Regions from separate parts of the Homo sapiens genome. Here all the other regions are linked to region 3. Evidence: chromatin loops called from intact Hi-C (ENCODE). Cell type or tissue: psoas muscle. All regions are shown on one strand.

Region 1 (2,500 bases), 47 kb after region 3:
CCTTGACATTCACATTATGTTATGTCCTCAGTCCTCATATTTTAAGCTTGTTTGGCTTCAAGCAGAAAAAAAATAGGAATTAAATCCAAAAATGGAAAGAACTGGCAAATAAAACCATAGTTTCAATCCTTGAATCCAAGAGGACCATAGAAATTAGCTTTTTGGATCAACTTGAATAGCCTCACAACAGAAACAGCTGGTTTGTGTTGAAGCAGTTTAAATATTTTAAAGCTCATAGCTTGGAGAAGACTGTAATTCAGTAGTTTCTCTCTTTACCCACTCTCTTCAAGTGTTCACTGTTCCTCCCTGTTACCCATAATTGTGATTTCTTTTCTTCTGTTTTCTTTCTTTGCCTTTGCCTCCACTTAATTTTATCTTTTCTCTTTCCCATTTCTGTCTCTCAAGTGTCTTATCCTTCTCTTTTTTTCTCACTCATTTTTATTGCCATTGAACATTTAACTTTGCTACATGTTGTGAGAGAGAAGGAAGAGGAGAAAGAGATGAAAAAAGCAGAATAAAAAACAAATACTTACCTAAAAACTGCTTATCATATAGAAATTGCTCAAAAATATTCAGCGCCTAAATCAATAAAAAAATCTAATATTTATGGAGAACATATTTACATTAAGGAATCTCTACAGGCATTTCCTATAATCCAACAAGGTAGATGTTGTTATTATCTTCATTTTCCAGATAAGGAAACTGAAGCTCAGAAAAACAAAATAAGATAACCGAGGTCACCCAGAGAGAAAACGATAGAAGAAGACACATAACCAGTTCTGTCTGACTCAAAAATCCATGTTCTTAACGACCATTATCTCTTGTAACAGGCATATGCCTGGTGCTTTCCTGACATCAGTTCATTTAATGGACATTAAACAAGAAATAGATTGCTTGATATATGATGCAGCTGAAAAAAGCCAGGCATGACTAAGACAGAGATTTGAGACACCAGCTCCAGCAATAGCTGTGTTAACTTGGCACATTATTTAAATTCTCTGAGCTCAGGTTCTTAATCTGTAAAATGAGCTTATCTGCATCTACTCTTCTGTTTGATGCAGTGATTAAACCAGCTTGCTCCATGCCCCCTAGTCTATTAACTAGGCAAACAAAATGGAGAAGAATATTCAAGAGAGAGGAAATAAGTCACAGAGACAGGAAATGGAAATGATTCTGCCTGGCTCATAGTTTCTCCCAGATACCCTCCCTCACCTGCGAGCCAGGATTCCTCTTTCATGTTTTCCTGTGCCAAATTTTTTTTTGTCCTTTAATGCACCAAGTTTTTTCTCCATCTCATTACCTCCCATAAGTATAACTTTGGTTTTCTTATTTGTATCTCCCTACCCCACCCTGACCACAAGGATGCTCCGTAAGATCAGGGACCAAGTCTGTCTTGCTAGCTATACCACCAACGCACAGCCCAGTACCTGGAGCACAGTTTGTGCTCAGAAAACACGTGTTTAATGAATAACTGAAGGTGGAAGGGCAAAGGGTGAGGATGGAGAGCGAGATGGGGCAGATGGCACTGGATATTAGGACTCCGTACTCACATTCTTCCCAATTGTCCTCAGGGTCTGTTGGAAATGCAGTCGCAGTCTTCACCCCTCTCATAACTATGCCATCAGCTTCTGAAGCCCTGGAATCAAGATTTAAGAGGAGTAGCTGTGGCACAGAGGGACCCAGGAGAGACACACTGACCTGTGTCCCCAGAAAAGACTGACTTTTGAGCACCCCACCCTCTCCCATCATTTATCTTATCAATGACTGGAGACAATTAGGTCTCCTTGATGGTGTGAAGAAATATAACTGCACTTCTATCTAGATTCAAGGTAAATCACAAAAGATACATTATTAAGAGTAATATTATAAATTACTCCCTGGGCAGTGCCTTCAAGGCCCATGAATCCAGCTGCACCTCCACCAGCCAACAACTCCTGAATCTATACCCAGCTTTTCAGTCCTGCTATCTACCTCCAGCTCTCTAAGGCACCTTAAACTCAAGAGGTCTGAAATCGAAGATAGTGAATGCCCACACCCACCCCAGGGCCCCCATAAAAACTGCTACTTCTATTTCTTCTCTCAGAGAGGAAATGGGGAGCCATTCTTTACACTTCTGTCACCCTTATGCTTCGAATCTGAGCAGTTTCCTAAGTTTGTCTCAACTCCCTTTTTCTTCATTCTTACCCCATTGTCTTAGTTCCTCTCCTAAGGATTCCTGATGGACAATCATAATCATCTTCCAGAAGATCCCTCTGCCCCCAGGCACACCTCCCCACTGCCCCAGAATGTTTTAAATCGTGAATCTTGTCACGACCTTATTGAAAATCCCCATCATATATATGGTAAAGTCTGACTGTTTATATCAGCCCAGGCCCTCCTGGAATGACACCCAACCCCTCCTGCCTCTCCCTGTCATCTGAGTCTGGCCCCCAAGCAGACTCGATGTCAGGATGTACAGCCCTTGCCATCTCTGGCTTGTCCACCTGGTAGCTCCTCAGTC
Region 2 (2,500 bases), 110 kb after region 3:
ATTGCAACCATCGTTTTTGTCTCTTTACATTCTTTTCCTCTAGAGAGTATGATGTCGTTGTCATCCCACCTGGGGTTTTTCATACTTCTGAGATTCGCTTCACTGGGGCAGGGGATGCGTGGGATGTGGCTGGCCACCCCCCTGTGGAGCCAGCTCTTCCTTTATCCTGCCACCCGGGCCTGGGCAAGAAAGGGTTTTTCTCTCTCCACCTCTAAAGCAAAGCCCCATAGCAAACTAAGGGCTAGGCTGAGCTGGAAATTCCCCTCACCCTTTTTGGCACTGCATTTCCTCACTACCCACGCAGAAAGCAGGTTCCCGGGAACATTCAGTGACATGGGGAAATGAGGGCCCCGCAATTTGTCAAAGGGAAAGCCACAATAATACTAATCTCTTAAAGTACTTGGCTTTCTTGCCTAACCCCTTACGTGGTCCTCTGCAATTAGATTCTCTGGTAAATACTCTCCATACTTCTTGGCTCTCATGACTATCACAGGCAAAGGACAAGGGCAAAAGTCTTAGATGATAGGGTAACTGGGGTAATTGCCCCCCCCCCCCAAAAGGGGAATCCTAGCCATTTCCTGCCAGAATGAGCAGTTGGCATCAATATCGTCAAACCACCCCTTCTCTGCTCCAAAGATCTAATGACAGCAAGAGGGATATAGACGGGAGGAGAAGGCGTCCTCCCTCTCCCAGACTCCCTGCCCACCACCCTCCCCAGAGAAGCTCCACAAGGTGAGACACACTGTCCTATAGGCCCATGTAACAGAAAGCCATCAAAAAGACCGTAGAGAAAAGCCGTTTTCCATAGAGCCTTCTGCTCAGGGGCCCACAGTTTCCCTAACCACACCCGCTTTTCCTGACTTCCCGAGCTCTGCACCATGAAGGCAGGAAAGGTACCGGGGCATTGCTGGCACACCCCAGCCTCCAGGCTCCCTTTGGCAGGTTTATCTGCATTGTACGGTCAGGGTCAAGGGGTGAGAGAGGGTCGGGCACGAGGAGAGGCTGTCCTTCCTCCCCTAAAAGCATCCCCCACTCCCATCTCTCCCCACCTCCAGCGGCCAGGATGCACCGGGCCGGCGGGCAGGCGGGCGAGCTCGCGGGGCCGCTTCTGCGTGTGCACCTGGCCGCCGCCCGGGAGCCTGCCACGGGCCGGGAATGGCCGCTGCTCCGCCCTCTGAGAGGTGCTCCAGGCTCCCTGGGGACGGAGGTTTACACGTCCCCGTGCCGCGCTCCCAGATCTGGGCGGTGCGCGTGTCCCTTGGGCAGGCTCAGCTCCCGGACTCCTCCCGCTGGCAGCCTGCTCGTTCCTGGCGCAAAGGAGAGGGAGGGAGTGTCGCTGTCCCAGCTGAGGCCCTGCCTGTTCCCATCGCCCTTGCTAGTCACCAGAAGCTCCTCTCCCCTCAATGAGTTCACTTTCTCAAAAGACAGCCTTCAGCACCCTGGTTTCCTAGAAGGCTTCCCCCTAATCCAGAGTCTGGGGGGAGGGGGAGATTTTCAGAATGCCATTTCAAAGCAATCAAATGCAAAGCTAGAAAAGACGACCCCCCCCCCCCACGCACACCTTGTTTTAATGCTTTATGTTCGAAATGTAAGTAGCATATAAAATGTACTCGAAACTTAAAAACTTGCTCTAAGGGAATTAAGTACAAGGTAAATATATTTTATTCTTAATATTTTAAGGAATTTGATTTAGACATTTTTCCTTTCTAGGGACAGTTTGGATAATTTTCCGTGAAACTGGATGATCTTTGAATATTAAATGAAAGGAGACTAGAATAACAGTCTCTTGACTATTCATGAAGGAGCTTTAGCAGAAGCATTCTTTCTTGGTGTGCAAATCACGCCTGGCAGCCCCTGCCCACAGTACCCGAAGATGGCAGGCCTTGTTCCCTTCACCTAAATTCATAAACCTGGGTGTAGTGGCTTCTGATGCTGATTTGTTTCTCTTTTCAGTAAGTGTGGACCTTTGTGTACCAGAGAGAACATCATGGTGGCTTTCAAAGGGGTCTGGACTCAAGCTTTCTGGAAAGCAGTCACAGCGGAATTTCTGGCCATGCTTATTTTTGTTCTCCTCAGCCTGGGATCCACCATCAACTGGGGTGGAACAGAAAAGCCTTTACCGGTCGACATGGTTCTCATCTCCCTTTGCTTTGGACTCAGCATTGCAACCATGGTGCAGTGCTTTGGCCATATCAGCGGTGGCCACATCAACCCTGCAGTGACTGTGGCCATGGTGTGCACCAGGAAGATCAGCATCGCCAAGTCTGTCTTCTACATCGCAGCCCAGTGCCTGGGGGCCATCATTGGAGCAGGAATCCTCTATCTGGTCACACCTCCCAGTGTGGTGGGAGGCCTGGGAGTCACCATGGTAGCATCTTTAGCTATTTTCAAACTAGGACTCCAAGCTTCTTGCAAACTCTTTGCTAAATAATGCCTTGGTGGCATGAGGCACATCCCTAAAATAGCTAATTTACTCCTAGGGAATTTTTGATGATTCTTA
Region 3 (2,500 bases):
AAAAGGAGAGAACATGTTCTAGGTAAAGGGAATGTCCGCGAGGCTGGAAGAATTTGTTGTAATCAAGTGACCAAAAGGAGGCCAGTGTAGCTGGCTTCAGTAAACGAGGAGCGGGGTGCCAGGGGGTGAAGCCAGAGGGTGAAGCTCGGCCGTCTTCTGGGTCGTGGGAAGAAACTGGATTTCATTCTTAGTGCCACGCAGTGTTGGAAGCCAAAACTGCATTTTAAAACACACACTTGAAAGGAAATCTGGTATCAGAGCCCGTGGCAAGGAAAAGCGCCATCCCCGGGTGAGCCGCCTCAGCTCTCATCTGGATCACTGTCTTGCTCGCCGCCGCCCCCTGCCTCCATCTTTACCCTCCCAGAGTCCATTCCCAACACAGATCCTTTATCAAGTTAGTGAAATCGGGTTATTTTTCTGCCTCCAATTCTGACACGGCTCCTTGTACCATTCGCAGGAAAAGGTGGAATCCCCAAGGCCTCATGCCCCAAACTCTGTCGGTCCCCATCTGCTCCACCACACTGGCTTCCTTGCTGCCTAAACACACGGCCATGCTCTCTCTCCCTTTAGGGCTTTTGCGCTCCTGCTCCCTCTGTCTAGAACCCTTTCTCCCAGGATAGCTGCATGACTGACTCTGTCACCTCCTTCAATTCCTTGCTCAATGTCACCATCTATTTTTTCTTCCTTTTTTTTTTTTTTTTTTTTTTTTGGAGTTGGAGTCTTGCTCTGTCACCTGGGCTGGAGTGCAGTGGTGCGATCTCGGCTCACTACAACCTCCGCCTCCCAGGTTCAAGTGATTCTCTTGCCTCACCCTCCCGAGTAGCTGGGACTACAGGCCCGTGCTATCACGCCTGGATAATTTTTGTGTTTTTAGTGGAGATGGGTTTTCGCCATGTTGGCCAGGCTGGTCTGGAACTCCTGACCTCAAGTGATCCGCCCGCCTCGGCCTCCCAAAGTGCTGGGATTGCAGACGTGAGCCACGGCGTCTGGCCCAATGTAACCATCTTAATGAAAACCCCATTCCCCTCCACACCCCTGCCACACCTCCATCACAACCTCCTCACCAAACTCTGCTTTTTTTCCGCCATAATACTTGTCATCTTCTAACATGTTCTACCATTTACTTACCTATCGTGTCTATTACTTATTGTCTGTGTTCCCCTTCAGAGACTGGAATAAGCTCCACCAGGCAGAAATCTTTGTCTGTGGGGAGTCGTGGGAGCTATCCATAGCCGTGGGAGCTATCCATAGCCATGGGCGCTCTGTCCTTCCAGGTCTAGTGGAGGAGTGGATTTCCCTGCCCGCCCCCCGAGCTGGGCGTGGCTGTGTGACTTGCTTTGGCCAATAGAAAGTGAGCAGAAGGGATGCGTGCTGCTGCTGCGGGCAGAGCTCTTTGCAGCCAGCACATCTGCCACGTCCATTCCTCCCTCTGACACAGCATCTGCACCTTTCTAGATGGAAGCTGCTCCACTGGGCTTGCTCCCTGAGTGATTAATTCGAACATTATTCCCCTGGCAGCCATCAAAGGACATAGAGTATGATAAATGAATAAACCTTTCCTTTTAAGCCACTGTGACTTGGCAATTGTTTGTTATTGCAACACAACCTAGTCTATTCTGACTATGTCTCACATGTTCAGGAATGCCTCCTGAGTACTGACAACAATGCCAGGTGCACAGCATATGCTCCATAAGTGTTTGTTGAGTGAATTTCTCTGTCTTTATTCTGAAATTTTTACACAGCATACTTTAAATTTAAATGTGCTAAAGTTGTCACCAATATCTAGACACCAGCTTTATTCCATTGAGTGAGTGTTCTATGACTGACATGGTCAACAATCAACATTAAGTACCTACTATGCAAGTTAGGTCTTTCTTAGGGCCCCAGAGGAATAAGCCACTGTGTCTACCTTAAGGTAGTTTGCAATCTAGTTGCAGAAACAGAAGATGTGCTCAGAATCATCTGCTCCACTGTGTAGTAGTGGGTGATACATCCTAAAACTGTCCTGAGAGTTCAGGGGTGGAAGCCACTAATGAGGATGAGGCTGGTGAGAGAAGGGGATAGGAGGCTACCTGAGCTGGGCCTTGAGGACATAGACAAGCAAAAATAGAGCTGAGAAAAGATTTCTGCCAGAAGGAACAACATTCAATCACACACAAGCAGGAATAGATCTTGAAACATTAGAAGGTAACATATATCACCATGGGTAGAGGCCAGATTTCTTTGATTGCAGTGATGGATGTCTATGTGCTGGCTCCACGACTTTAGATGAGTCAGTTAACTTCCCCATGCTTCAGTTTCCTTATTTATGAGGTGGCAATTATGATGATACCTTCCTCAGCCAGGCGCATTGGCTCACGCCTATAATCCCAGCACTTTGGGAGGCCGAGACAGGAGGATCACCTGGGCCCAGAAGCTCAAGTCCTGCCTGGGCAACATGGTGAAACCCCATCTCTACAAAAAATACAAAATTAGCCAGGTGTGGTGGCATGTGACTGTA

The links. Hi-C counts contacts between places; a loop is a spot of excess contacts. Peaks named below come from ENCODE experiments on the same cell type or tissue, not always from the same donor. Only the 100,000 strongest peaks of a DNase experiment are listed, where the experiment ranks them.
Region 1: a loop joins it to region 3, with 2.1 times the contacts of the local background. A loop is called at or near these places in 3 of 110 quality-filtered maps.
Region 2: a loop joins it to region 3, with 4 times the contacts of the local background. A loop is called at or near these places in 6 of 110 quality-filtered maps.

The regions. Positions count from the first base shown.
Region 1 is chr18:26,923,896-26,926,395 of GRCh38, reverse strand. All of the region lies in intron 5 of CHST9 (carbohydrate sulfotransferase 9), which reads left to right. It overlaps AQP4-AS1 (AQP4 antisense RNA 1), which reads right to left. Exons shown (of 8, transcript NR_026908.1): 3 at 1,551-1,636; 4 at 534-579. Among named protein-coding and RNA genes, the nearest start is that of AQP4, 59 kb to the right of the region's middle. In psoas muscle, no CTCF peak of the experiment used is centred here; no DNase peak of the experiment used is centred here.
Region 2 is chr18:26,862,050-26,864,549 of GRCh38, reverse strand. AQP4 (aquaporin 4) reads left to right here. Exons shown (of 5, transcript NM_001650.7): 2 at 1,954-2,368. Among named protein-coding and RNA genes, the nearest start is that of AQP4-AS1, 2.0 kb to the left of the region's middle. RefSeq lists an enhancer at 1,094-1,594. In psoas muscle, no CTCF peak of the experiment used is centred here; a DNase peak (open chromatin) is centred at 1,259; H3K4me3 peaks cover 1,460 bases; H3K27ac peaks cover 1,514 bases.
Region 3 is chr18:26,970,567-26,973,066 of GRCh38, reverse strand. All of the region lies in intron 4 of CHST9 (carbohydrate sulfotransferase 9), which reads left to right. The region is part of intron 1 of LOC124904275 (a long non-coding RNA gene); the gene reads right to left. Among named protein-coding and RNA genes, the nearest start is that of AQP4, 110 kb to the right of the region's middle. In psoas muscle, no CTCF peak of the experiment used is centred here; a DNase peak (open chromatin) is centred at 1,366; H3K27ac peaks cover 1,237 bases.